Regions from separate parts of the Mus musculus genome. Here region 2 is linked to region 1. The links are chromatin loops, found by intact Hi-C in ENCODE. Cell type or tissue: left cerebral cortex. All regions are shown on one strand. Links, peaks and the distances in the headings refer to the core of each region. The heading gives the core; the rest is flanking DNA.

Region 1 (15,362 bases), core at 4,478-6,977:
TATCAACCAACCACATACCCCAGAACTCCCATCAACAAAGGAGTACACATGGCTCCAGTTGCATGTGTAGCAGAGGATGGCCTTGTCATACATCAATGGAAGGAGAGGTGCGTGGTCCCATGAAGGCTCGATAGATGCCCCAGCTTAGGGGAATCAAGGGAGGGGAGGTGGGAGTGGGTGGGTGGGTGAAGGAACACCCTCATAGAAGCAGGGGGAGGGAGGATGTGGTAGGGTGTTTCCAGGAGGGAGGGAAACCAGGAAAGGGGATAATATTTGAAATGTAAATAAAGTATCCAATAAAAAAAGGAATATTAAATGTAGTGAGCAGGCTCTGTAATCCATATTTGGCTGAACTGTGGAAAGGGAGGGTCAACCATACTAGATGTTTGTTGCATAAATGAGTTTAGAGAGGCAACCGGGGCTTTAAAAATAGCCCTGGAAAGGATAGCTCACAGATTGCACCATGGCTACCACAGTCCCACTGTGCTTTGCAAAGCCAAAGGCTCAGAGAAGGTTGCGAGAGGACGACTTAAGTTTAAGTGAGCAGCTATCATGAGAACTAAGGAAGGAGAATATTGCGAACTCCCACTTGCTCAGGGATACAAGTGGACAAACTCTGAGAATAAATTACTGGAAGTATAACCATATAACCCTTATCAGTCTGAAGTCAGTACCTAGCCAATAGTATTTTTTTTTAAATAAAAAGAGATCATTTGGGCTGGAGAGATGGCTCAGCATCACTGACTGCTCTTCCAAAGGACCTGGGTTCAATCCCCATCACCACAGGCAGTTCAGAACTGTCTGCAATTCTTGTGCAGGGGAGATCTGCACCCTCACATGGACACACATGCAGGCAAAACACCGGTGCTTATAAGATAAAAACTGATAATAAATTATTTTGAAAAAAAGATAGAAAATGGTTGAAATTTGACTACTGACGGAGAGCTATGAAAGGTTCATTGTGACAAGTGACTCATTCCCCAGAGAGCCTGTGAAGATGGACACAAGCCATATCCAGCACGAGGTTGAGCGCTGGGTTTTTATTCAGACACTAACATCAATCATTATGCATTTTGGATCTTGGAACACTGTCATGGGTAGTTTGGATTTATCAATTGAGACATTTCATACAAATGAAAAATTGTGGCATATGGCTGGCTCTTCCTGCTGCAATTGTTTTTTTTTCCAATTTTCTATCAATTTAGCATGACTAAACTTCCAGTGAGCCGCATCTATCTAAAAACATGTCCAAATGAACAAAGGTTTACCACTAATGGGATTGGCTCACAGGGAGGGGGGAGGAATGAGAGGACTAAGTGCCTGGTGCTTTTTATGAATCTGTTGTTAGCCAAAGTAGCTGCTGATGTTTGAAGCTATGTTAAAAGAAACAATGTAACAAAGACAAACCATCAGTGCATCTGGTCCTGGAAAGCAGCTCAGTAGGAGAGTCACCTGGTCCTCCCTCGCATCCACAGGGCTAGTTTTTGTTTGTTTGTTTGCTTTTTAATTTAACAGAGAAGTGAGATTATTCTTTTCATTAATTATTCACTTTACATCCAGATCGCAGCCCCCTCTCCTGCCCCCCACAGCCCCTTCTCAGTGAAGGAGAAGAGGCCCTCCTCCTCTGTAACTAACCGATCCTGCCTCATCAAATCACTGCAGAATTAGGTACATCCCCTCCCACTGAGGCCAGACAAAGTGGCTCAGTTAGGGAAATGGGATCCGCAGGCATGCAGAAGTCAGGATAAGCCCCGGCTCCAGTTGTTGGGGGACCTGCATGAAGACTGAGCTGCACATCTGCTACATATGTGTGAGGGGGCCCAGGTCCAGCCCATGCTTGCTCTTTGGTTGGTGGTTCAGTTTCTGGGAGCCCCCAAGGGTCCAGCATAGTTGACTCTGTTGGTCTTCCTGTAAAGTCCCCCAATCCTTTCCTCAACTCCTCCACAAGACTCCCCCAGCTCCCTAATGTTTGGCTATGGGTCTCTGTTTCTGTTTGCATTAGCTTCTGGGTGGAGCCTCTCAGAGGACAGCTATTCTAGCCTCCCATCTGCAAGCATAACAGTATCATTTATCATGTCAGGGACTGGTTTTGGTCCATGGGATGGGTCTCAAGTTGGGCCAGTTATTTGTTGGCCATTCCCTCAGTCTCTGCTCCATCTTTGTCCCTGCATGTCACGTAAACAGGACACATTTTGAGTTAAAGGCTTTGTGGGTGGGTTGCTGTCCTTATTCTTCCAGTGGTCGTCTTACCTGGCTACAAGAAATGGCCACTTGAGGCTCGAGATCCTAGTTTTGTTGTTGTTGTTGTTGTTGTTGTTTTGTTTGTTTGTCATTGCATTTAAATTCCTTCTTTTCCTTCTTTTTTTTTCATTTAAGGCAAGAAAGGAAACTCAAGTGTAAATATGGAAAAGCAAATATTGTAGATTTGTTTATCTGTTTAGACAGTATCTCCATGAAGCCGGTACTACGTAGCTTAACATTCACTATGGAGCCAAAGTAGCCCTTGAACTCCCAGAGATCTTCCTACCTCTTTCTCCCAGGTGATGACATTAAATGTATAAGCCACCATACCCTGCATCTCCCTATTTCTTTCACTTTTTTTTTCTTTTTTTTCTATAGCTATACAGGAATGCAAGCTTGACTGAAAATTTTCTTCAGTATTTTAATCTGCAGTTGATCATCACGGCCAGTAGATGGTGCTTGTGTCCCTACAAGGAAAATTCTGGGCAGCATTAAATACGAGAAATTTTTAGAAATCTGGGAATTTAATGAATCTCCAACTGAACCCAGTAGAGAAATTAAGAATAGTTATTTCTTGAAACAATTTTATGACACCAGAAAAAATATCTCCACAAGTTCCTCTTTCTTCACAGGAAAACACAATGCCTGATGTCTGTCTAAACATCCCACATTTGAACTCTAAATTTATATTTAATATCATGGACATGTGGTTTCAGTAAGGACACTGTGGATGATGCCCAGCTCAGACACAGAACTTGGAGGCTTTGAGCTGGATCTAATCTGAAGGCTGGCTTTCAGAGTCCTGGAAGGTATATTGCAAACTGCTAAGGCAAGCAGACAGCCAATAATCCTACACAGCTGTTACTGACACCCACGAACCGCAACAGTGACCAGCACAGCAAGATGTCCCTACAGCTCATGGAACAACAGTGTGCATGTTCCTCAAAGATCTCAAAATAGATCTACTATATTATCCAGCTATACCACTCTTGGGTGTATACCCAAGGACTGTATGTTCTACTACAGCGAGTCTGCTACCTGCTCATTCATATTCATGGTTGCTCTATGTATAATGGCCAGTAAATGGAAGCAGCCAAGATGTCCATAATAAAATGTGGTCTATTTACATAATGGCATATTTCTCAGCTGTTAAGAAAAAAGAGGGAATTCTAAGCAAATGAACTGGAAACAATTCTTCTGAGTGCTGTCGTTTTAGACACAGAGACCTCCGGAACTTATGATTCCATGACATCACTTATGAAGTCTTGGTTCAGCCCCACCTTTCTTTCTTTCTCTTTTTATTAGATACTTTCTTTATTTACATTTCAAATATTATCCCCTTTCCTTGTTTCCCTCCGAAAACCCACCCTTCCACCCACTCCCACTTCCTGGTCCTAGCGTTCCCCTACACTGGAGAATCAAGCCTTCACAGGATCAAGGACATCTCCTCCCATTGATGACCAACAAGGCCATCCTCTGCTACATAAGCAGCTGGAGCCATGGGTCCCTCCATGTGTACTCTTTGGTTGGTTGTTTAGTCCCTGGGAGCTCTGGGGGGGGTATTGTTGTTCATATTGTTGTTCCTCTTATGGGGCTGCAAACACCTTCAGCTCCTTGGGTACTTTCTCTAGCTCCTCCATTGGGGACCCTGTACTCAATCCAATGGATAGCTGTGAGCATCTACCTCTGTATTTGTCAGGCACTGGCAGAGCCTCTCAGAAGACAGCTATATCAGGCTCCTGTCAGCAAGCACCTTTTAGCATCCACACTAGTGTCTGGGTTTGGTGACTGTATAGTGGATGGATCCCCAGGTGAGGCAGTCTCCGGATGGCCTTTCCTTCAGTCCCTACTCCACACTTTGTCTCTATATCTCTTCCCATGGGTGTTTTGCTCCCCCTTCTAAGAAGGACTGAAGCATCCACACTTTGGTCTTCCTTCTTCTTGTCAGTCCTACTTATAAACTTTCAAAGTTCCCACTGCTTTCTAGCTAGTATGTCAGCTCATGGAATTTTGATACCATTTCTGTAATACATCTATTTTCCTACAGAACTAAGTGTCTAAGAGATGGTGTTAGCAGCCGAATAGCTGTGTCAGTGTGGAACACAGAGTTGGTCCTAGCAAGTAGTTTGGAGAACCAAAGATCTAAACTTTAAAATGGGGCTAGCTCATTGGAAGGATCTGAGGTTTTTAACAAGTTTCCAATTCTAATCTTCAGCTATTGCCAAAAATAAGCTCCAGAGCTTGCATAAGAATCCCAATAAATTAACAACCAGATTGCATTAGCCTAATAAATGCATGGGCAACTTTTGACTTTACAGAACTTTGATTGCCCTGTAAAATCTGCTCATATGCCCCAGTACAGGGGAATGCCAGGGCCAAAAAGGGGGAGTGGGTGGGTAGGGGAGTGGGTGGGGGTGGGTATGGGGGACTTTTGGTTTAGCATTGGAAATGTAAATGAGCTAAATATCTAATAAAAAATGGAAAAAAAAGAAAAAATTCAGAGGTTGCCAATGGTGTAAGAATCAGGTGGACGGTGACTGTGGGGGCATTGCCTAACTCACTCCTGTGCGTGTGAGTTACCAGCATTTTTCAGATACTCTGACCTGGAGTAAGAAGGTAGGTTACCCGTGCATATGTCTCAGCTCGCAGCTCCTCTGAATAGACTTGTGGGAAGATCTCTGGGGTCAAATGCACGATGGTTCTCTGTCTATGGTGAAGCTTCATCCTGGGATCAACACTCTTCTTGTCTGGGCAACATCTGTACCAGAAAAATCCCCCAACTTCAGGTACACACTCTCAACTTCAACACACAGTCACAGTGCATCCCTCCAGTCTCACTGCATCCCTCCAGTTGCAAACAGAATCATTCCCCCATAGATTAAGTCTACAAATCCAAAGGTGTGCTCACTTGCTCTCTCTCTCTCTCTCTCTCTCTCTCTCTCTCTCTCTCTCTCTCTCTCTCCTCTCTCTCTCTCTCTCCTCTCTCTCTCTAGGGAATGATCCTTTGGAGTCTCTTTCAGCTTTTGGTAGCCCTATCATTCTTGGACTTGCAGAGTTCATCCCCTGCCTCTATGGTCACAGGGCTTGTTGTGTCTTTGCCTGCTCTTGCCTTTTGGTGGCCTCTCTTCTCTCCATGTATGCAATAACAATACTGTTAAGGACTCCTTTTTTCACTAGGACCTCATTTTAACTTAATTAGTTATACCCGGAAAGATCCCACTTCTGTATAGGTTTCCATTCTCAGATGCTCAGGATTAAGAGTGCAACATAGAAATTTTGCATTATAGACAGCTCAATCTATAGCAAGCTGCTTTAGTCAGCAAAGCCAGACACTAAAAATAGCCCAAATGCCCTTCAAGTAGAGAATGGATGAACAAATATGGTATCTTTACATAACAGGATATTACTCAGAAACAAGCAGATGAGTTACTGTTAAATACACCACCTTGGATGGATCTCAAGTGCTTAGTGTGGAAGAAATGGGAGGAGAGGGCTACACCCAGCAAGGGTTCTAATACTCACCAATACTTCCACACCCAGCAACGGTTCTACACTCACCAAAGATTCTATACTCAGCAACGGCTCCACACTTAGCAATGCTTCCACTCTCACCAGTGGCTCAGAGTTCTTCTATTTGTAGTAGCCTTCTGCATGAGGCATAGACATAGAAGCACAGGAAACATCAGTATTCCCAGGTATGGAAAGGATAGGGAAAAAATTCAAAAGAGACTGGGGGGGGGCGGCTGATGGAACATTATCATCAGCATCTTGACATTAAAGCTGGCTCTATGACTGTACATGTTTGTATACATCTAGAGAACCACACTGCAAAAGAATTGAATATATGCAACTCACACACCAGTAAGCTTGACCCACCCCTCCACAATGGTGTTAGAGAACGTGGATATTAATGGCTATGGGCTGAACATAGCTTGTTACCCCACCCCCCCAAAAAAACCTGTGTTGACATTGCATCCTCATCAGACAATGCAGAAGTGCAATCCGCAGGCCCATTTACGAGGTGCCTGAGGCTCTGCTCTCATCCGTGGGGGAGTCTGTTTATGTGACTGAAAAGTGGTGGTCCAATGGGTTATCTAGGGTGGGTCTGTTGTGGAAGCTTGTTTGGCTGCATCTCTCCTACACTCCCCATCTCCTGCCATGTGACGATGCCTTCTGACATAGCCCCTCAACCACAGGGCAGAGTAGGAGCCAAAATAAGTTTACCCAGGGGATAGAGAAATGGTTAAGTTGGGTAAGAGTCCTTGCTTGGCAATCCTGGGGACATGAGTCAGGATAGTCATGTGGACCCACGGAGCACATGCATGCACGCATGCAACACACACACACACACACACACGTACAAAGAAAAACAATAACAACTAAAGAATAGGCTTTATCTATACTGTGGTAGTGTATTATTAGCAGTAAACTGGAGAAGACATCCACATACAAGAAACACACATGCACACACTTCCCTCTCACACATAAACACTACCTTAAAATAAATCACCAACTTCAAGGTAAAAGCTAAAACTACCCAACTTTTAGAAGAAAACAGAAAACTCTTCGAAACCCTGGGAGAAAGCAAAATTTTCTTAGATGTGGTATGAAAAGCAGTCTATATAAGGAGAGGGAGTCAGAGACAGACAGAGAGGGAAATGAGACTTCACCAGAACTTTAAATATGTCCCCTTGACGAAGGAGTTCTCTGGGATATTTAAAGAATTCTCAGAAAACAAGTGACGTCCACGAGCAAGATTTGAGCAAGTATTTTAAAAAACAGATAAGCATAAAAAGATGCTCACGGTAAATAGTCACTGAGGAACTGGAGACTGCAGTCCAATAACAATGGTGAGAACACTTTAAAATAGCTAAAATAAAATGGGCAGAACAAGTGCTGGCAAGCACTCGGCACAGTCACTGGAAACAGACAAGCACTGCATTGCCAAAGGGAGTGCGGGCTGGCCAGTCTTATGTCAACTTGACACAGCTAGAGCCATCTGAAGGGAGGGAGCCTCAACTGAGAAAATGCCTCCATGAGATCCAGCTGTAAGGCATGTTCTTAATCAGTGATTGATGGGGAAGGGCCCAGCTCACTGTGGGTGGTACCATCCCTCTGGGCTGGTGGTCCTGGGTTCTATAAGAAAGCAGGCTGAGCAAGCCATGGAGAACAAGTCAGTAAGCAGGATTCCATGGCCTCTGCATCAGCTCCTGCCTCCAGGTTCCTGTTTGAGCTCCTGTCCTGACTTCTTTTGATGATAACAGTGATATGGGAGTATAAGCAAAATAAACCCTTTCCTCCCCAACTTGATTTTTGGTCATGGTGTTCCACGGAAGCTTTACAAATCCTAACTAAGACAGCGTGTAAATAGTATTGCCACTCTAGACAACTATTTGACAGGTTTTTACAAGGTTAAATATGCGTTTATTATATCATTGTTGTTGTTGTTGCTGTTGCTTATGTGTGTGAGGGAGAGAAAGGGAGACGGGGGGGGGGAGAAAGAGAGGGAGAGGGAGAGAGAGAGAGAGAGAGAGAGAGAGAGAGAGAGAGAGAGAGAGAGAGAGAGAGAGAGAGGAGGGGATGCATGTGTGCATGTGTCATGGCATGTTTGTGGAGGCCAGCAGACTTTTGGTTAATTTTTTTTTTTTTTTTTTTTTTTTTTATTTCTGGGACAGGGTTTCTCTTTGTAGCCCTGGCTGTCCTGGAACTCACTCCATAGACCAGGCTGGCCTTGAACTCAAAGATCTGCCTGACTCTGCTTCTTGAGTGCTGGGATTAAAGGCGTGCACCAACCACTCACCTAAGGGATAGCTTTTTAACCACCCTCCCCTGTGAATTCCAGGTACTAAACTCAGGTTGTCAGGTTTCTGCAGCAAGTATCTTTACCAGCTGAGCTATCTTGGTGACCCCAAAACATACATTGAATACACACTTCCCTTCCTCCCTCCGTTTCTCTCTCCCCGACTTCCCACACCTTCCTTGGAAGAGTCTGACTTTGCTTCTTTCAGTATCTGATTCGTGTAGCACTGCCTTACACTTAGGCTGAGTGAATTAAAGCTGAGGAAGCATCCACTGAGCTCCTCACAGTAACAACTTCGCAAGAGTGAAGAAGACAGTTCAAGTATACAGAGATCGTAGATTCCGCGCCCCCCCCCCGTGTAATTATTATATATGATGGTTCTGCTAGCGGTTTTGTTCTTGAATTTTGATCTCTGCCAAGTGACATTCCATAGAGATAAGAATACCCTCCTTGAAATTTGACTGAACAATACAAATCTAGTACCCGTTGAGGCCGTTTTCTCATCACTGGAATAAAACACTTGAGACAAATCCTCTTACAAGGAAGAAAGGTTTGCTTTCGCTCAAAGTTTTCAGTCCATAACCACTGGTCCTGTTGCTTTGTGGCCAGGCAATGTGACACCGCAGAAGGCCATAGGTGAGGGGAACTGGTTACTCCTGGCCAGTTGGGAAACAAAATGAGAGACAGGAACGGGCTGGATCCCACCTTCAAGAGCGGCATCTCAAGGCCCTTCTTCCCAGGAAGCCCCACCTCCGGAAGGCTCCACCCTCTGCCAATGGTGCCACAGGCAGGAGGCAGAGCTTTCGACCCCAGAGGCTTTGGGTGACGTTCCTGCTCTGAAGCCCGATCGATGAACACTATTGTACTGGAGAGAGTAGTTCATGTTGCATGAGAGCTGGGACATTTGATAGAAGAAATGGTGTTTTTATTTCAGCCTTAGAGGACAACTAGAACTTTACCATTTAAGGAAAACGGACATGGCTTAGAAGCCAAAAAAAAAAAAAAAAGTCAAGCAAAGTAAAGATCCTTCACCCTGCCTTAGGAGAACTGTTAAGCACTGTAGGCTGGGGTCAGAGAAGAGGAGGAGGAGGAGGAGGAGGAGGAGGAGGAGGAGGAGGAGGAGGAAGAGGAGGAAGAGGAGGAAGAGGAGGAAGAGGAGGAAGAGGAGGAAGAGGACTGCCTTCTGCCCTAGACAGGGGCAAACAAGTAGGTGATAGTCCTTGTTAATAAGAGGACAGAGATGGGGGAGGAGGTGCTTTCAGAATGATTCAGGGAAGAGGGAACCGTTGAGATAGTCAACGTCTCTTCTTCAAACACTTGATTGCGATCTCTCTAAAACAAAGCTAAAACCATGTTCTTCCTTGTGCATTTTTTTTAGGTTGAGTGTAGCTTATTATACATTGAAATGAGAATACATAGTTTTCAGCTTATTTTAAACCACATTTTAGAATAAAGTGGCATAAAATTACTTACTTGTACCTAGTAGAACAAATGATTGTAATTTGACTGTTAGCAGCATCATTTAAGAATATAAAAAATTAAGATAAAAAACATTTAATATACTTTTCTGACTTTTAACATATTTCTTTACTCTCCTTTCAAGAATATTGTGTGCATATGTCTTATATTTGAAAGTCCACTATTTTTCAAGATATATTTCATTGCAACAGGAGGTGTGTGTTATTTCCTAGGCAATAAAGCTTTAAAAGTACGAACATTTTCTTCTGGGTTGAGTTTCTTCTGGATTGAGTATACACATGAAAGTATAATTAGTGGTAATTTAAATCTGATCAAAATTCTATATATGCATTGTAGACTGTGATAATTTATTGAGAAGGTGTCTATTAATGAGATAAACTGCGTTTCCCCATCAGTCAGTCCACGTTTCCAATAACACAGGTAATGTATTATTAAAAGCCACAAGGTTTGCCCTTCAGGTATTTTATCACTGCAGCAAGAAAAGTAACAGAGCCAACGGGAAATGGAAAAACTGTAAACTTTCTGGGCTAGTGGGGACATCTTTAATCTAGGAAAGTAGATTAAGTTTGGTGACTTGACCCCACATGGTTTTAGTATATAGGATTTTTGGAGCACTCAACTGGGCCTTTCAGAAGATAAATTTATACCTTTAACTCCACGAGACTGTTGGATAGGAGGTTTGGACACCCCATTCAGTTCTGTGGGGGATCGAAGATGTGGCAAAGTTCTGGAAACAACTGTGTAAGTAAGTGGGAGGAATCTTTGCAAACATCCCCTCCCAGGCTCTGGGATGTGGCCATTTTGAATTCCTGAATTCCTGTCTTTCTTTTGCTTTCCCTTCTGAGTTCCAGGCCGCACAGCCGAGAACACGAAGAAGAAGCACAAGAGACCTTGATTTCTTTTTCTTCCCAGTTATTTGCGTTTATTTTTAGGCTGTAAACCAAGCAGACTCCCTTGTCCAATCATAAGGGGAAAGCGAACGGGTGAAGCACCCCTAAGACCTGCATTAGAGATTCATGTCTTACAGCTCTTCGTTATCTCTGGATCCCCGAAGGATAAACACGCTGAGAGTCTCCCAAGCTGTCTTCCCCCCTTACTTCCCGTCTCCGCTGCACGAAGACAATGACAAGTTCCAGGATGTATCCTATCTGTTCTGAAATATTCTTAGCTTTGACAACAACCTTTTAGCCTAGCAAACTGCTAGAAGCGCATATTCTTTATCTTCTGCAAGCCAGCACTGTTTCTCTTCCTCTTCTGATCAGTGTCACTTGGGTTTGAGATCTCAGGCTAATTGTCAGAATCCTTGATTCTCTTGGTCTCTTCTCTCTCGGTGGGAATGCTCTTGGTTTCTACTGCCTTGTACTTCTTGAGTTGCCTCCCCACCCCCACCCTGCCCCAAGTTTTCTGCTTTTCTTGGCTCCTTAATCTAATTACAGAGGATATGAGCCTAGGGTTCCAAATTCAGGTGTGAACAAAACACTGCCTTTTTTGGTTTTCACCTTAATCAAAATCAAATTCTGAATTAACACTCTGGTGGATCGTTGGGGGTGGGGAAAACCAACTCCTATCATTTTACAAAAGTCTTCCCCCCATCACAAAGTTTTATAAAATCATAGTTTCTTAAAAATCAAGTCTTTGGGGAAAAAGACAGAACTCAGTGGTAGAGCGTATATTTTAGCCTATAAAGCCCTAGGGTCAGTCCTGAGCACTTAAAACCCACCCATCGAGTCTTTGGTACTTACCTCTTTCCTGGTTGGTGTTATAGACCAGAATTTGTCCTATGCCTTTCCCACCATGACAGACTGTGTCAAACTGTGAGCCAGAGCAAACGCTTCATATCCATCACAAAACCAAACTTACACCTTCTTCATTATCTACACTTTAACTACAAGAATGTTCTGGTCTCCACAATCATCCTCATTGTTACCATGTCTTCATATTGACTGATTTTCATATTTCCTATTAATAAGCCATACCAAGATGACGCTAAATTTACTACTGGTGCTGATAAAGTCACATAAACATTCAATTCTTAGCCATCTGGTTATCATAGACCTCAACTACAGTAAACGTATCAGTGACCACAATGCGTAGACTTAGACACAATGGCAACAATCTTAGATCCTAAAACCCTATTGCCTTCATATGCCCAGGTTTCCTGTAGAAAAAACAGATCACACAAAAATACATTGCTCATGCCGGGCAGTGGTGGTGCATGCCTTTAATCCCAGCACTCGGGAGGCAGGGGAAGGTGGATTTCTAAGTTTGAGGCCAGCCTGGTCTACAGAGTAAGTTCCAGGACAGCCAGGGCTACACAGAGAAACCCTGTCTCAAGCCCCACCCCCACCGCCACCAAACAAAACCATTCATCATCAATCTTCCTGAATTCATCCTGGCATCCCATCTTCTGTGTTACACGCTACGGGGTAACCATGGTATAATGACAAAATTGAATCACATATTTTTATACATTAGTCTCTTTAGTTATTTTTAATGACTGAATGCTAAAGTTTCTCTTCGCTGTTTAAATTAAGTGTTGGTTATTTCTGTCTTTGCTGTTCTAAAGCCATTGAGGAAATATTCCACCTGTCATGCATATGGCTTTATTTCTAAGTTACTTCAATCCCTCCTGTCTTAGTTAGGGTGTTCCTGCTGTGAACAGACACCATGATCAAGGCAACTCTTGTAAGGGCAACATTTAATGGGGCTGGCTTACAGGTTCAGAGGTTCAGTTCATTATCAAGGCAGCATCCAGGCAGGCATGGTGCAGGAGGAGCTGAGAGGTCTACATCTTCATCTGCAGGACCCTAAGAGAAGATTCACTCCCAGGCAGCTAGGACTAGGATATTAAACCCACGCCTACAGTGACTCACCTACTCCAACAAGGCCACACCTCCTAACAGCGCCACTCCCTAGCCCAAGCATATACAAACCATCACACCTCCCAAACATTATAATGATCTGATACATTTATGAACTCTCTCTGTATAAAAAGATTATCAATTTACCCTGCTTCCCAAAATGCAGGGCTGAATCTGATTTGAGCACCTCACAGTAGTGTTCACACACATCCTAATTCCATAACGCACCCTTCAATCACGTTTGGTGATTCTTTTGTCTTTGATAACTTGATATGGCAGCAAGGTACAGCGGGGATGCCAGGCATCAAAGCTGACCTGACAGCAGGTCACATTCCTTGCAGGACTTTTCTGAGGGCTGTCTTTGTCAGGGTTACTATAGGTATGGTAAAACACCATGACCAAAGAGCATGTTGAGAAGGAAAGGGTTTATTTGGCTTTCACTTACATGAACTTCACTGAAGTTCATCACTGAAGGAAGTCAGGACAGGAACCTAAACTGGGCAGGACCCTGGAGGCAGGAGGTGATGTAGAGGCCATGGAGGGGCAATAAACAGCGTGTACTGGCTTGCTCCCCATGGCTTGCTCAGACTGAGTTCTTATAGAACCCAGGACCACCAGCCCAGGATGTCACCACCAACAATGGGCTGTGCCACCCCCATCAATGACTAGAGAAAATGCCTTATAGACCTGCGTACAAGCTCAACTTAGGGAGACATTTTCTTAGTTCCAGTTCTCTCCTCCTTGATCCTGTGTCAAGCTGACATAAAACTAGGCAGTGTACCTGACACATTTTGAAATTAAGCATATTCTTTTGAAATCTTGAATAGTGGACCCACTTTCTCTCCTCAACCCTTGCCAAAAAAACAATTGTAAAGACAAACTTAATTTTAATAAACAGCCAAATGCCATCAAGAGGCAGGGCTTCATAGCAGCGTATTACTGGCATCCTATCTTTAAAAACAATATATTTATTTTAAATATATATTTATTTCTAATTGTGTGTGTGTGTCACAGCACGTGTGTGACAGTCAGAGGACAACTTGTGGGAAGCCAGTTCTCTCTTACCACATGGGTGCTGGGTCAGGTCAGCAAGCTTGGTGGCTGGCATCTTTATTGGCTGAGCTGCCTTGCCAACCCTAACAATTATTAAGTACTGACATTGAAACATTGGCTTAGGCCCAAAACTCCTGTCCTTAAATGTGTGTCCCTCAGCCTCATTCTCACGTTGGCCATTCTTCATTGGCCAACGCAGGATTTACTATTGCTGGAGTTACTATTTGTTTTCCTTCAGCCTTCCAATGTTTGGTCTTCAGTTTCTTCCGTTTCTCTTTATGTGGATGTATCTGGTTCCTGAGGATGCAGAAGTCTCAACAGGACTCATGGAAAAGTACTTCTTTCTTTCCTTCTACTAGTAAGAAACTTCTCTTGGCTAGCCGGTGGTTAGCAATCTTCTAGCGATTACTCATGTCTGTTTTCCTTCACATTGTATTCTTCCTATTCTCTTGAACTCTGCCATGTTACAGGAAGGGCTGTAGCTTGATCCTCTATCTGTTTCATTATCTGCACTCAGTCTCCTGTTTGGCTCAGCTACAGACTTCGCTTTGATGATTAATTCATTGGTTGGATGTTACTGAAGATCCTAATGGTAGGAGAGGTTGAGAGACGTTCTCTATTCTCCCATCTTTGGGGGGAGTGCAGCATCCTCAGCTCTTAGTGCATTGCTGTCTTCTTCCTTATCGTCAAACCTCTAGGCTTTACTTGTGTATTCATCTTTTGTTGTTTGAGATAAACCATTTGGGATTGGTGGCCCAGGGAAGGTAGCCTAGCTGTGTGACCATGGAATATTCAGGAACAGAGTGCCTAATGTAGCTTGTCTGTGAGTAAAGATTCTTGATCCTACAGGAGATAAGTTGCTATGTAAGGTATGAAGATTGATTTTTTTTCCTCTGGCCCGACCCTCACATTCAAGGCCTGAGAACGGCTGTTTCTGTTTACAGTGCATCTGGGGTGGGGAGCAAGTTCAAATTCACACCCAGCCTTTCTTTCTATTTGAGTTTGCCAAGATGCTCTCTTGAGTCTAGGGATTCCCTGGAGCTATTTGTACTTGGCCTACAGCACTCCACTTCTGCAAAGCCATGATTTCCTCTGGCCTGCGGCTTAATGTGGTAGATATCACGTGTATCCCCGGTATCGTCAAATGCATTTGCTAATCCTTGAGGTTCTGATTTCATAATGTAATCTTCACCTCTTGCCTTTTTATTGTTATCTGAATTTGTGAAGAAAGCAGTGGCTCGTCCATTCCAGCCTTTTAATCTCCTTTCCTCAATTGGAACTTTCTCCCTTCCCATCTCGGAGTCTCAGTAGTAGCCCAGGTTGTCTTTGAACTTGTGATCTGGAGGAATGAGGTTACAGATGACTGTCACCACGCTCAGTGCTGAAGCATTTGTTTCAGTTATGTGCAGCGGTCAGTCTGTGACCCCTGCTGAAGTGCTGGTACAGTTGGAGAGCCCTCAGCGAGGTGTGTGAATGTATCTTAGTTACTCCCTCAAGCATCAGGGGCAAAGGGGAAGCACTCTAGAGTTCGGCATCCTCCTACCTGATGTGTCCGAGTCAGAGCGAGAAGAATTAGACATGCAGACGTCTATAAACTAGTGAGCTCGACATTTTTGCAAAACTACTGCACTAATGATGGAACTCCAGCACCTAAAGTGACAAGGTAAACAATTTGATTCTTTGCTTTTTGTTTTTGTTTTGAAAAGATAGAAAAAAACCTCAGACTTACTATATCTTCAGAGAGAAAAACTACCATAGGAGTATCTGCCATATATAATCAGAATAAATCATAAAGAAGGCTCGCCCACTTCCTTTGTTGGGGGGGGATATATGTGTGCTATATAAAAACCATTCACAGTCCATCTGTGTGTATAGCACACATGTACCCATTAAATATGTGTACTCAGCACCTGGGACTACTTTCACCA
Region 2 (15,362 bases), core at 5,039-7,538, 230 kb after region 1:
TAACAGCACTGACTGCTCTTCCAGAGGTCATGAGTTCAAGTCCCAGCAACTACACAGTGACTCACAACCATGTGATCTGATGCCCTTGTCTCATGTACTTATATATAATAAATAAATAAATGAATGAATAAATAAATAAATCTTTTTTTTAAAAAAAGTTCAAAAGAAAGAAGATACATGTGCAGACATCATATACACGGTTCTCTAAGACATCAAGTTAAGTTTAAACAACTTCATCTGATCTGTTAAAAACGGAACACTCATTTATGAGATTTGAGAGACTGTCTCTGGGGCACTGTAGTCTGAACATGGCTTGTCACCTCTAAAGCTTTTCTTAGGCTCACCCACATTGTAAGGTGGCATGGTGGCCACAGTCGACCTGTGTCTGCTGCTGAATGCAGGGTTTTGGGGAGGGGATTAGATGAAGTGATCAGGTGAGGGCCCTGTGGAGCAAATGATGTGGAGTTTACAAGGAGACTGGAATATTCACATACCTGTCCCCGTCTCTTGCTTTGTGATGTTCTGGGCCTTCTATATCAGGCATACCCTCTGATCTTACCCCTGTGAGCTGAAAGAAACTTCAGTTCTTTATAATGTGCCCAGTCTATGGTGTTGTGCTACTAGCAACAGCAAACAGACCTACACCATGGGCTAAGAGATAATGAAGGGCCTTTATTTTATTTATACTATTTAAACTTTCACATGGGAAGCTTTTCTGAGCTGGCTGTGAATCCCTTCCTGGAAAAAAATCCTGAAGCCAGAGCACTCTAATGCATCTCCTTGTCAAATTATGTTCAGAAACACACAAGGACAACCTTCTATTCCACCTTTGCTCAGTGCTTGGAGTGGCCCTCGTGGTTTGGTTCCTACATATGTGCAAACACAAACACATAGAGATGAGTGTGACCATTGTGAAATTTTTTTTTCCAAAGCAGAAAACTTCAAGAGTGAAAGTGGGCACTGGCTATAATCAAAACTGGGCAAATAGACAGGCAAGGACCATTTTAGCAAGCCGGGACACCTTGCCAATGCAGCTGCGTTGTTCCCTGCACAAATGGGTGTATACTGTCTATAGGGTTATATGGTTCTGCATGTCTGCTCCATCACAGGGCTTGGCCACTCAGGGAGATGGGACACAGGAAGTTGACCGTACTTACCCCACACTGTCGCCAGGCAGGTGTTGGGCATAGGGTAGCCCCAGGACACCGTTGCAGGGGAGGGAGCACAGTCTGAGGCTCAGGACAGCCAGAACTGTTTCAAGAGTCCCCGGGCCTGCAAGGAGGGCAGAGCCATCTGGTTCTTAGGCTCTTGGACACTCACGTGCCATGGGAGCCAGGAAGAGCTGAGAACAGAGTTGGGGTCTGCGGGCTGGATCTAGCCCGGGGCTGAAGGGGAAAAGAGGGGGCTCCTGCTGGTCCTTCAAGGAGAGTCCTTGATGGCAGTCGCTTGGGCTTGGTGGTCAGCGTGGCTGGGAGCACAGAGAGGCCTTTATGGAAGATTAGACCACGAAGGCCTTCTCCATGGCTCCCCATGGCAGATCCTGATGAAAAGAGGTTTTAAGGCATCTATTGTCATGGCGGAAAGTGGATGAGTGAAACCATACCCCACTTCTCAGGGTGGGCCTGAGGTTAAATACCTTTTGCAGGGAGCAGTGTCCGGGAAGGAAAGCTTATTGGATAAGCCCTCCAGGCTTCTAGGTACCTCATTAAAATGGAGATCAGTCTTGAGTGTATGTGACCACAGGTCATTTCCTCTACCTGTAGAGGGTTTTGGGGCATTGCTCTTATGTGACTGATGGCCACAAATCTATGGAGAGCTGCAGCTAGTGACAGGGATGTGGTGCCCGGGGAACACACAAACTGCCTACCGTCCTTTTAAAGTCTCCAGGGTTTTGAGCCTTAGCTTAACCAGGAACAAGGCTACCTTTCGCCGTCCTGCAACTATCCACACAACCCTCCCGATCAGATCTGGTGGGTCTCCCTCGCTTTGCCCTTCCTATAGGATAGCTGCACTATAATGCACTTAAACAATCCATCTTATACAAGAATGACCTTTCAAAGATATTAGAAAATGATTTTTTATTTTCATTGAAATGAAGCTTGTACATTGTAGAAGACGGGGAGGGGGGGGTGTCTAGAAAAACAAATCAAAACCAAACTAAACCCAAAATCCAAACCACTGAGCATCTTCCACATTTTAAAGCTGGAGGCTTTGCAGCTGTTTCTATCCCCTAACGCAATCACTTCTACCAGCTCCTACTTTCTCAGTGCTGCTGGCCGTTAATTTCAGAACTTAAAATAACATGTCCACGTATTGATTTGCCGGGCTGAAAAATTGAATGTCTACATGAGAGAAGAGGAATTAAATGCATTTAGACCAGCTTCCACAAGCCCTTGCTGCATTCATTCGAAACTGTATTCCATGGAAACATCAACATGATTATAGAGAAAAAAACCCACTGGTACAGGAGAGATCACAGATTCCCAGAGCTGAGGGGCTAGCTAGCTTTACTTAGACATTTTGCATGAACTAAATTCTCACTGGAAAAAAAGAAAAGAAAAGAAAAGAAAAGGAAAGGAAAGGAAAGGAAAGGAAAGGAAAGGAAAGGAAAGGAAAGGAAAGGAAAGGAAAGGAAAGGAAAGGGAAGAAAAGAAAAGAAAAGAAAAGAAAAGAAAAGAAAAGAAAAGAAAAGAAAAGAAAAGAAGAAAAGAAAAGAAAAGAGAAAAAAGAAAAAGAAAAAGAAAACCCAGGCAGGTAGAATTTTTGGACTTGGGGGTTTTCCGTGGCGAGGTTCCCCTTTCTGTGGTCACTCCTCACTGCCGCTGATGGAGCCAAGCTTTCACCCTCCTCAAAAGCCAGGCCACCCTTTCTGAGGCGTTCCAACCTGGATTGGCTGGTCGCAAACATGATTTTCTCTTAATTATTGTTATTGTATCAGCTAGGGCCTTTCTTTACCTTTCTGTACCATCTTCTTCGGTCACAGAGAATATGAAGAAATAGGATAAGATGTCCTGTAAGTCCTTTATGTTGTCCTTACCAGTGTTCACCTGGGAGAGCGACCTGATTTTGTAGATCTGCTCCTAATGAACTGAAAACTCCAAATCCTACTGAATGGTCCCCTCTCGCCAGGAGATGACTCTTGCCTAGTAAAAGAACCTCCCTCTTGGTGAGGAAAGATCTTTAGCCCTATGCCTATTGCTGTGATTAGATTTACAAATGAATGATTGCATCAAAGGGATTACAAATCTTTTCAATTCTCTTGACTTAATCTCATCTATGAACTTAATAGACATCTCAGTCAGAGGATTCAACCAGGGCCACTATGTCATTTGCTAATGAAAAAATTGCATCAGAATAGCAAGAAGGCTGGGACGGAGCTGTGAGCAGAAGGCTCCCAAAGCAGCAGCAGAAGACAGCCCCCTTACATGTCCCTCTTAAAGGAAGGAAGTGGGGAAGAACAGGAGATGGGGGAAGAAGGACATCGCTGAGTCCTGAATCCAGGAAGTTGCTTGGCCTTGTAATGAGGGATAAATACAATTATAGCCAAGTGATGCTGGTCCACTCTTTAGTGTGGACTGTAATGTGTCCTATGCCATTGCTTTTGTCTCTTGGCTATTTAAAGTCCCTAGATGCTAGTGTTTGCACCCCGCTGGAGTTAAGTTTGTTTGTAGATCACCTTGACTGGGCTGAGAGTTTTCTTGCTAATGGTCAAACTGTGCCCCCCAGAGCTAAGACCTGTGGCCCCAGAGAGGAGCATTTTAATTCAGATAAGCTGCTGTTTAGGTAGCCAGAGAGACTGCCTTGATTAGAATGTAGTATGTATACTCTGAAGACAGCTTTCTCCTGAGAAGGCATAGAGAACTTTAGAGCTGTGTGGCCTGTGGATTCTTTTACAAAGACTCACAGTTTGCTTCGTCAGACACTAAAGCCTAAACGTGGACTCTCATCTCAAAGAATGACAGAAACCCTTCCGGGGGCTCCAGCATCCACATGTGCAGAGTACTCAGTTTCTTCTTTTTAAAAAAGCACGTGTGCGTGTTCATGTTTGTGTAGCTATACATGTGTGTTCAGGTACATGTGTGTACTGTGCAGATGCACATCTTTTGAAGCGTTCTCCCCCCCCCCCCCATTGAACTTGAAGCTGAGAGTTTTCTTGCTAATGGTCAATCTTTAGGCTAGCTTGGCTGGTTAGTGAGGTCCAGGGACCCTCCTGTCTCTGCCTTCCCAGTGCTGGGATTGCAGGCATGTACCACCAGGTCTGGTATTTTGGGATAGGTTCTGGATACTCCACTCAGGCCCTCCTACTTGCAAGGCAAACGCTTTACTGCCTGAACTATTCTCTCAGCTTCTTAATTTCTTCATTGGGTATTTAAGTACCTAATGAGGATTTTTCTCCACTACAGAGAAGGGCGTTATGATGAGCATCAAGGAACCTGGGAAACCAAACAAGGCAGAAGTCTGGGGAGGGAGGGGGAGAGAGAGAGAGAGAGAGAGAGAGCGAGCTCCGATACATCACACGTCTAGGGTAATTGCTGGTGGACAGAGAGATGTTCATGATGACAACTGAATGTGACTTGAAAATTTCTTCTTGGAGCCATACTCTATAGCTGGAGCTTTAGAGTGTCACCCCAGTACTTGGTTGTTAAAGGCATCTCTCCCAGATGGGAGGGCACAGGGAGAAGATGGAGCAGCAAGGTTAATTTGTAAATGCATTCCAGTGTCTGGTGCCTTGTGCCAAGCCCTGCCAAGCCCTGCCAAGCCCTGCCAAGCTCTTGAATCAACAGTTAAGTGCCATCTCTGCTGGCAGGGAAGTGGTGCATGTGTCATAAATTAAAAGCGGAGGGATAAGGACCCGACAGAAGGGTTGGATGCTGTGGCTGAATCGCTCCAGTGATTCTGCTTCCATTCCATGGTCTTAAACAGATGAGACAAACGCATCTCCGCCTGCATCTCACTCGACAGAGGCCTCACTCTGAAATTCCTGGAACCATACACTAATAGACTTAAGAATCTCACTGCTGTCAGGTTGGAAGGCTCCTGGAACATTGAATTTAAGCTAGAACATTAAATTCAAGTCCCTTCGGTCCTCTAGCTATTAGATGGGAACTGATTATGAAAAGGAAGAGAAATATATATCATCTTTTAAAGTCTTCCCATGTGCATATTCCCTTCGCTTCAGCTCCCACGGTGACCAGCATATAAGAAATAAAAGCCCGTGTATGAGGTTTTATGGACTCATTCAAACTGAGTAGGGAGAGAACAGAGTAGTGGAATGGGGAGACCCTTTCCTTGGGAAGGACCTCAGACTCCGACTGTGAACAGTCTGCTTTCCATGTTTGTCTTTAACACACACACACAGACACACACAAATATATATATATATAAAACGGGCTGGAGAGATGGCTCGTGGTTAAATGTTCTGCCTGGTCTTCCAGAGGGTCCAGAATGGATTCCCACCAGTCACATAGCAGCTCACTGCCCTCTGTAACTCCAGATCCAGGGGATCCAATGCCCCTCTGACTTCTGAGGACACCAGGCATGCGTGTGACATGCAGACATACATTTGAACAAAGCACTCATACACATAAAAATAAAACTAAATGAATCTCTTTTATAAAAAGATGTATTTTATTGATATGAGTGCAGTGCCACTGTCTTCAGACACACACCAGAAGAGGGCATCAGATCCCATTACAGATGGTTGTGAGCCACCATGTGGTTGCCGGGAATTGAACTCAGGACCTCTGGAATAGCAGTCAATGCTCTTAACCACTGAGTCACCTCTCCAGCCCCTAAACAAATCTTTAGAATGTAAAAGCTTAAGTCACAAGAATTGCTACCTGAAGGGGAGGTCCCTAGGCATTACTGGGTATCACACACATCACAAATGACATCATCTCTAATCATCGAAACAACCACGGAGAAGAATGGTTTCATAGACTTGTTACAGGATAGAAGTGAACCAGCTTGTCCTCTCAAACCAATCCGATGTTACCCAGAGACTAAATTCTGAATGCCTATGAGCCTGATGTTTGCCGACTTCCATTGGGAAGAAGTGAAGTGTATACTGGGAACGCCTGGATAGGTAGCTCTGCTTAGGGAAGGCAGAGACAAACGGGACAGGAACAGAGATAAAAAAATAAATAAAAAGCCGTGCGTAGCATCATCTCAGCAAAGAAAAAGAAATCAGAGGTTCAGCCCACAGAATAGACCCCCAAAGGGAAAAGAAACACTTATAAGGAGCTGAAGAGATGGCTCAGCAGTTAAAAGAACTGACTTTTCCACAGGATAGGGTGCAATTCTCAGTACTCTAACGAGAGTTTGCAACTGCCTATAACTCCAGTTGCAGGGGATCTGTCGCCCTCTTCTGGTATCCCTGGGTATTGCATGCGTGGGATACACAGACATACACGCAGATAAAACACCCAAATAGGAAGGCAAGGTTAGAGCACAAGGCTGAACAAGGAGGCCGGGTTTGTAGTATACAGCTGGATGAAGGGGACAGGTTTAGCTAATCCCAGTAGGAGCAGTTTCTGTAGGGGAACAGTCTTCAGGCCACAAACATCAGGGAAGGGATTAGGCTATGGTGAACATTTTTTTTTTCACACAGTATCAACACTCACATAAAAGAAAAATAAACAAATCTTTACAAAAATGTTTATTGGATTTAAAACATAACACACTTGCCAAATGTTTGTGCCATAAACCATCTTGATCCACCCACTCACTCCCAGAAAAACCTTAGTTCAATAAAATTCATAATGGATTAGCTTTATGAAAAGGGGCTCTCAGTTCAAAGGGGGGCTTCTAGCTGTCAAGGCCAGAGATTTGAGGGGCTTGAATTTTTGGATTCTGTAGAAGTGAGGATCTTAGAGTCTCAGAGTTTAGGAACATGCATAAGACAGCCAATGATAGGATTATACCTTCTTCCTGACAGCACTGAGCTCAATAGAGTTCACACATCCAAGAAATAAACAAGAAGAGAAAGAATAACTACAGGCAGCATGAGCTATTAACAGCAATACAAGAGCTGTTACCAAAGCAAGACCCTCATCGAGCGGGGGATACATGGGGGAAAATGTATTTTTAAGGAATCTATATATGCCCACAGGACAATAGGCACATTCCTGAGTGTGCTTGACTTCACATATACACAACTGAGTGTGCTCAGCTTAAGGTCTTTAAGAAGGAAAGACAGCCTAACAGATCGCTTGACATGCTCAGCTCGCTGGGTAGATGACAGTCTGACATACTTCTGGGCCCACTGAGCTTCTTTCCCCATAAAGGTTTTAGCTATGTGTCTTAGTCAGGGTTTCTACTACTGGACAAAACATCATGACCAAGAAGCAGTTGTGGAGGAAAGGGTTTATTCAGCTTACACTTCCATATTGCTGTTCATCACTAAGGAAGTCAGAACTGGAACTCAAGCAGGTCAGGGAGCAGGAGCTGATGCAGAAGCCATGGAGGGATGTTACTTACTGGCTTGCTTCCTCTGGCTTGCTCAGCCTGCTCTCTTATAGAACCAAGACTACCAGCCCAGAGATGGTCCCACCCACAAGGGGCCTTTCCCCCTTGATCACTAATTGAAAAAATACCCCACAGCTGGATCTCATGGAGGCACTTCCCCAACTGAAGCTCCTTTCTCTGTGATAACCCCAGCCTGTGTCAAGTTGACACATAAAACCAGCCAGTACACTATGGCTTTAGAAAAGGATGCTTTGAGAGTGGACTAATATATGAGTTTCTTCTTAAGGAAGCCCACGTCAGCTGATAACACAGCTGGTCCACAATGGAGCTGTTCTAGTCTTTTCCCACAATCACTCATCTTGGACTGGTCCTTTCTTACACCCCTCACCGAATGATTCTTCATGCTGTGGCCTCTTTTGCTGCCATCAGTCATAAACCCGACGTCCTCAGTCACTTGCTGGTGTTTTTCTTGACTCTTTATCCCGAGGGCTTTTGCTACCTGAGTTGTCTAGGGTGGTGAGAAAATGAAGAGAAGACTGACAGATGGGCGCACATACGAAAAGCTGGGATCAAGTGATCTGAGCTCTGAAGATGGAGAGCCCTCAACACATTGGAAGTTCAGCAGTGTTTATTATAGAGAGTTGAACAGGGAGGCGGGGGTATCATCTACAGCTGGACAAGGATGTAGGCTTATTACCTAAGGAGGCAGGGTTTGGGGTGTACAGCTGGGTCAGGAGGACAGGTTTAGCTTATCGCAGTCTGTAGAGAAACAGTCTTTACAATACAAACAGCAGGGGTGGAGGTAGGAGACCATATGGACATTCTCTTCACACCCTCAACACAAACTCCGTCCCCTGAGGGAGCCTCTGCTCTGGGACCCTTGACATGACCGTTGCCATATCAACAGCACGATGCACTGATGTCACAACTCAGTCTTCCTCTGCTCCCCACAGGTCTGATGTCTCAATTTGACGATGCCTACATCACTGCCTGGGGCTCTTGGAATCATCTCCCTATTTCAAATCTACAGGCATTAGTTTTGTTCCCTCCCGCCCCCATCCCCTTCTTTCTCTTTCCCACTGTAGAAGGTAAGGGGATGGTGAGACGTGGTCAGATTCAGGGTACAGTGAGAGTGAGAAGAGTCAGAGGTGAGTGCCCTTTCATTCCCTCCCCTCCCTGTCCCTCCCCCCTTCTCCTCTCCCTTCTACTCCCTTTCCCTCCCCTTGCTTCTCCCCCCTCCTCTCCCCTCCGCTCTTTCCCCTCTTCTCTACTTCCCTACGGATAGTCTCATCTGTGCTCTCTGTATTTACTTGGCTTTTCTTCGCAGCACATATAAGATATGGAATGCGGCTTATCTGTTTAAATGTTGATCATCTTATTTAAAAATAAGCTTTACAGCTTGGTTTCATTATACTTAGGACCAAGAACAACAGTGTTTGGCACAGGCGCTCGATCTATATTTGTCAATAATCTGGCTACTCAGTCCAGCAAGGTGATTCAAAATGACTGCTAAAAAAAAAAAAAATGTCGGTACCAGCAGTAGAGGAAATATAGCTGGGTTCCACAGTTCCCTGTTCTCAATCCTGACCTCCAAAAGCTCTGCTAAGTCATAGGTTAATAACTCACCAGCTTCCCCACCCCCGATATTTTGCTTGGCAAGTAACTCTTAAATTCATCTCAATGCAGTATGAATACATTCCAAATTTGAGTAACTTTGTTTTGGCTAATTTATTTTTTTACTTAAAATAAAAAAAAACAGTGTATGAAAATTCTTGGTATTCAAAGTTGTGTGTTTTGTAGATATTTTCTTTAAAATAGGTTTAAAAAAATAGCTCATTTTCCAATGGGAAAACTGACAGTTTTATTTGCTGATGGTAAAATTCAAGCTTAAAAGTGAAACGTAAGTTTCTGCATTTTCTGATGTCATCGGTGACTGTTGTCGAGTGTGGGTGGGGTCTTGAGTCTGTTTAACAGTTCTGCTCATGCATGGAAGATCACCATAGCTCAGTGAGCAGCCTCATGCCAAAGATCCAGTGTGTCATGTTACCAAATAAGTGGATTCACTCTTGGAATCCTGTACTCAGACTGAGGCAGAAGGATTGCGAGATTGGGACCAGTCTGGGCTGGCTGCCAAATTTTACTGATAAATTTTCAGATTTGACGTTTTATTGAATCTCTGGGAGATTATTGTTCCTTCCAAGTGCCAGCATATATGTATATGTGTGCAGTGTGGTATATGCAGTGTCTAGAGGGAGTGGGGAGGCTAGGACAGAGAAAGTACCCAGGGAGCTGAAGGGGACTGAAGCCCCATAGGAGGAACATTAATATGAACTAACCAGTACCCCCAGAGCTCCTTGGAACTAAACCTCCAATCAAAGAAAACACATGGTGGAACTTGTGTCTCTAGCTGCATATGTAACAGAGGATGGCCTAGTCGGTCATCAATGGGATGAGAGGCCCTTGATCCTGTGAAGGCTTGATGCCCCAGTATAGGGGAATGTCAGGGCCAGGAATGGGAGTGGGAGGGCTGGGGAGCAGGGGGAGAGGGGGATAGGGGATTTTCAGAGGGGAAACCAGGAAAGGGGATAACATTTGAAATGTAAATAAAGAAAATACCTAATTAAAAAAAATTCCCTATCAAATTTGCTTCTAGAAGCAGAGAATAGTAGGGTCAGAATGAATTGTAAATATTTACATTTTTCTGTGTCTCTTTCTTGGTGTTTGAAATTACAAAATAATAATAATAATAATAATAATAATAATAATAAGCTCAAAAGCATCATTTTCCTTATAGGAAAATGATGTCATTTGGACCCTAATATATTTTTATATTTTGGGAAATGATTTGACGTTATCTGTAATAACTAAGGGGAGCATATTCTTTTTCGGTTGGTAGGCTGGCTTCCTGTTTGCTCCTGTGTCGCACAGAGGCTTACTATGTGGCACATACAGAAGCGCACTGCGTTACCTTCTGACTCCTCTGCTTCCTAGCTCCTCCTCCCAAATGCTGGGATTAAAGATGTACGCCCCATACTTGCTGATGCTGATCATTGGTAGTACATAGGAACATTTTCCCAAGTCAGACTGTGTTTGCCCATTGAGTGTTGGCCATATTCTCAGTGTGCAACTGCATGTCATACTTACCGTTGTACCTTTTCCCATGATCCATATTTCTTGGTTGTGTAATCACAGAATCTGTTTTATCTTTTTCTTTTCTTTTCTCTTCTCTTTTCTTTTCTTTTCTTTTCTTTTCTTTCCTTTTCTTTTCTCTTCTTTTCTTTTTTATAGTGCTGATTAGTGATGAGCTTTGGCACCACCAATTGCCAGCTCCCTAATTTCTCCCCCGAAGTAATTATATCTCGTTTTCCCACCTACGCGCAAGCATGAATTTGTGACTAATTTGAAAATCATGAGGGAAAAGACTCTTAAAAGCCTGTCTTTTCCTGAAATAACGCAGTGGCCTTGATTTATAGCAGCTGAATTGTTTCCATCCCTTCTGTAAATACATCAGTTCGACAGAAATAGCTCAGGCCAGCTGTACCTCTGCCTGCTCCAGAGCACCAAGGGCCTTGGGTAACCGAGACTCACACAGGTGTGAAGCTTCAGTAGAAGAGTGTAGGTCGTGTTCAAGGACACATTTCCCATCGTTCTCAAATACTTAGGGGACTCTGATGAGCACCCAACCTACATTAAAAAGTAAGTAAGTCACACCTCTTCATCATCAGGCACAGCAGTTGACCCACTCATTCCACGATGGTTCAGAGAACCTGTCGTAAGCCAGGTTATGCTGTAGACATCACAAGGAACTAAAAGGATGATTGTAACATGATCCCTCACACAAAGAATGTTCTAACCTTTAAAAAAAAAATAAATGCACTCCAGTCCTTCATTGAATAATTACTATTGAGTGCTACTAAGTGCTAGGAATCCAATGGTGGCCAAGACTCAGCTATGGAAGTATAAAAGGAGACTAGAGCTCCACTGTAGTCCAGAGGGGAACGGGTTCATTTTATGTATAAGAAACAGGGCTTCCTATAAGCGACATTTGTGCTCTGACACCCCTGTGTCTTAGTGGGTAAAGATGTTGTCTTAGTCAGGGTTTCTATTCCTGCACAAAACATCATGACCAAGAAGCAAGTTGGGGAGGAAAGGGTTTATTCGTCTTACACTTCCACATTGCTGTTCATCACCAAAGGAAGTCAGGAATGGAACTCAAGCAGGTCAGGAAGCAGGAGCTGATGCAGAGGCCACGGAGGGATGTTCTTTACTGGCTTGCTTCCCCTGGCTTGCTCAGCTTGCTTTCTTATAGAAGTCAGGACTATCAGCCCAGGGATGGCACCACCCATAATGAGCCCTCCCACCCTTGATCAGTAATTGAGAAAATGCCTTCATGAGATCCAGTTGTGAGACATTTTCTCTGTAATAACTCCAGCTTGTGTCAAGTTGGCACACAAAATCCTCCAGTACAGATGTAGAAGGGTAGAGTTTCAGGACAAGAGACCTTAGGAATGTTGCAGTTTGCCAACCAATCTCTATGAAAATTGTCCAAAGGGTGGTGGTGTGGTTTCCTCGCTGCCCATCCCAATGTTCTGGGTTCTTGAATGAAACACACACACACACACACACACACACACACACACACACACACACAGCCTTATATTTTAATAAGCCTTAAACAGCTCAATAGCTGGGTCACTCCCACACCTCCACATTGCTAACACCTCCCATCTGATATTCCTGAGTTATTACTCACTAAAATATCTACTCCATCTTTGCTGCCCTAGACCCAGTTGGAGGGCAGGGGTTTAGGGCCGCTCTTCCCTGGCTCTTAGGTGATTGTTATGCTTTCTCTTCTGCACCTCTCAGGCCTGGTCCTTACTCCTTTCCCGACATGGCAGCTATATCTTCCTCCCTCCCTCAGTCCCTTGCCCCGGAATCCTAAAGTCACACCCCTGTCTCCCTGCCTAGCCATTAGCCACGGGTAACTTTATTTACCAATCAAAATCAACTGGGGCGCCGGGCAGTGGTGGCACATGCCTTTAATCCCAGCATTTGGGAGGCAGAGGCAGGTGGATTTCTGAGTTCGAGGCCAGCGTGGTCTACAAAGTGAGTTCCAGGACAGCCAGGGCTACACAGAGAAGTCATGTCTCAGAAAAAAAAACAAAAACAAAAAACTGGGAGGCAGGGTCCTTGGTATCTTACATGCAGATGTGCAGATTCCCAAGTAATTTGGGGGACCAAATTAACATAATTTAAGTAACATTAGATCAAATCCACAATATGGGAGCAAAGGGAGGCCTATGCAATAGTGTGTGTGTGTGTGTGTGTGTGTGTGTGTGTGTGTGTGTGTGTGTGTGTGTGTGTGATGGTAAATACATACCTGACACTCACATGTGGCAGATATATAAGATACGAGGTGTTATAGCACACAACTTCCAGCTTCCAACTGTTACATCACGGTGAGACTTAGCACACTGGAGAGTCTTCCATGTGGACATTTGTGGGTCCATGAATTCTTTTCTCTTTACTTACTCTGTGTTCAGGAGATAGAGATGAAGGAGGGAGGTAAGGAAAGAGGAAGGAAGGCAGCAAGCAGGTACCACTGCTTCTGACATCCTACTCTCCAGAGTCAGGTCACATGGACAAGGTACCAGTTGACTGCAAAGGACACTGGGCCATATGATCTCCCCAGGGGCACAAGAGGTAAGTGAACGCAGTTTGTGATCAGCGCTATTTCTATCATTACCTACAAACGCCCATTCATTTAAAGAGCTATCATTAAATAGCTTACTAGTTAGCATGTTGCTATTGTTGCATGTATCCTAACCACCACCACATATCTTGCTAGTAGATGCTGAATAACTGTTCTACAAGACAATGCTCTGGACTCTGAAATGCAGGCCATGCTGTTAGATTCCGAAGCGGTTTCAGATTTGACAGGATCAGGACTCTTAAGGATTGAGGGAAATAACAGAGTGCTCTATAAGGTGTGTTCCAAACTGCCAACCATACATAATACAACTTCAACTTTCCAAGATGAGGGATAAAAGAGGCCAAAGAGTGAAAACTCCGAGATGTACAGAGAAGGTTGAAACCCCTAGTGAACAGTGCTGTCTTCTCTGAGCAGCTTCCTATCAGCCCAGTGGCAACCGTCTTGCGCAAGCCTTCTGAGGGAAGGTGTTTAATCTCCTGACAGGTAAAATCAGGATCACAAGAAGTTTTGACACTTTGCTGGGGTCGTTTACATTTCTTATGTCTAAGTGGCTCTTTATTACCATGAAGAATACTCACTCCGGTGCTAGAGTGATGGGTGGGTACTTACAAGCCCTGGCTGCTCTTCCAGAGGACCTGGCTCAATTACTACATGGTACCAACAACTACATGGTAGCTAACAGCTATCTGTAACTCCAGTCCCTGAGGATCAAGTACTCTCTTCTGATGCTTTTTTGTTTGTTTGTTTGTTTGTTTGTTTGTTTGTTTTTTCAAGACAGGGTTTCTCTGTGTAGCCCTGGCTGTCCTGGAACTCACTTTGTAGACCAGGCTGGCCTCGAGCTCAGAAATCCGCTTGCCTCTACCTCCCGAGTGCTGGATTAAAGGCGTGCGCCACCACCGCTCGGCTTTCTGATGCTTTCTTAAATACCAGGCACACACAGGGTGCAAACACACACACACACATAGATAAAACACTCATATACATAAAGTACACTTTATAAACAAACAAACTAAAGCCTAGTGTTAGAGTTAAGTACAAATAACGTCCACCTATAGGACAATCATTCCTTGTCTTTGGGACAGTAGCTTAATATAGCCTCAATCTCCACGTTAGTGAGACCAAAACCTTGAAAAGGAAAATAACGTCATGATCTAAAGGCTGTCTCAGAATCTCCTGAGGATTTCCTGGGTTCATGCACAATGGTACTTTGCTCACCGGCTAGCACATGCAAAAACAAAATATTTTTTAAGTATTATAATAATGTTTAAAGTCAATATTGGGGGGAGGATGCAACCGGTTTGACATAACATGAAATATGATGAAATCCTGGTGTTGATTTTTAAAAGCCAGGAGAGCAGTGTGGCCACTATGTGTGGACGCCGTCCTTAGGAGCCACAGCTGGGAGTGCTTTCATTGTCTCTGCACGATTTTGTTTCTCTTTGGTGCAATTGACTTCTAAATCCCTTCCATCTCCTAGATTTGCTAAGCACACATAACTGCTTTATTAATGTCATCTGCTCTTTTATGGCCCTTCCTCTTACAGACAGGAAGACACACACACACACACACACACACACACACACACACACACACACACACACACATACACCCCAAAGCAGGAGAAGACAGGAAGACCCCACCCCTCCCCAAACCAGGAAATCTGTGTTGTGCCCTGGCCTTCGAATAATTGGCCAGCAGCATTAAAAATTAATCTGTTGAGAAGCAAATCGTATTTTCAGTCCCTTGACATTTTTTTTCTCTCTCACACAGTAAAAAGAACCTCTTAAAATATCTTTTCAAGTCCTTGCCCACCCTATTTTTCTCTAATATGCCCCTGGATCTTGACTCAATTCATGGAATACTGGCCATGTCTCATGTAAAATTTTATTTACTCAAGGTGGAAAATGGCAGTCGGTGTTATGCTCCAAACCAGTCCAAGCTTTTTTTTTTAAAGCTGAAGCTTAACGTATATTGAATTTGTACATTTACTCTAGAACACAACCTCGGGTAGAACTGAAATCTGGGGGAAAGCAGTCCATTTGTCTCAACACGATGCCCTTCCCGGGGCACAGACATCTCCATTTCTCATGCGTAGTCAGCCCTTTCTTTATATCAGGAGTGTTTATCTCTTAGTATCTATTCCATTTGGATGCAGGAGAACTGTACCTGACATTTTGCTTAA

What was found. A loop is a pair of places that touch in the nucleus more often than their neighbours do. Peaks named below come from ENCODE experiments on the same cell type or tissue, not always from the same donor. Only the 100,000 strongest peaks of a DNase experiment are listed, where the experiment ranks them.
Region 2: it touches region 1 in a loop (16-fold over the local background); 8 of 42 quality-filtered maps call a loop at or near these places.

What each region holds. Positions count from the first base shown.
Region 1 is chr8:36,199,481-36,214,842 of GRCm38, forward strand. Gm35520 (a long non-coding RNA gene) reads left to right here. Exons shown (of 4, transcript XR_870363.2): 4 at 2,620-3,367. Gm39165 (a long non-coding RNA gene) reads left to right here and starts at 9,170. Exons shown (of 3, transcript XR_870369.3): 1 at 9,170-9,247. In left cerebral cortex, for the core only: no CTCF peak of the experiment used is centred there; a DNase peak (open chromatin) is centred at 5,684.
Region 2 is chr8:36,431,129-36,446,490 of GRCm38, forward strand. No RefSeq gene overlaps it. Among named protein-coding and RNA genes, the nearest start is that of Trmt9b, 19 kb to the right of the region's middle. In left cerebral cortex, for the core only: a CTCF peak has its summit at 6,363 (motif pointing left); a DNase peak (open chromatin) is centred at 6,374.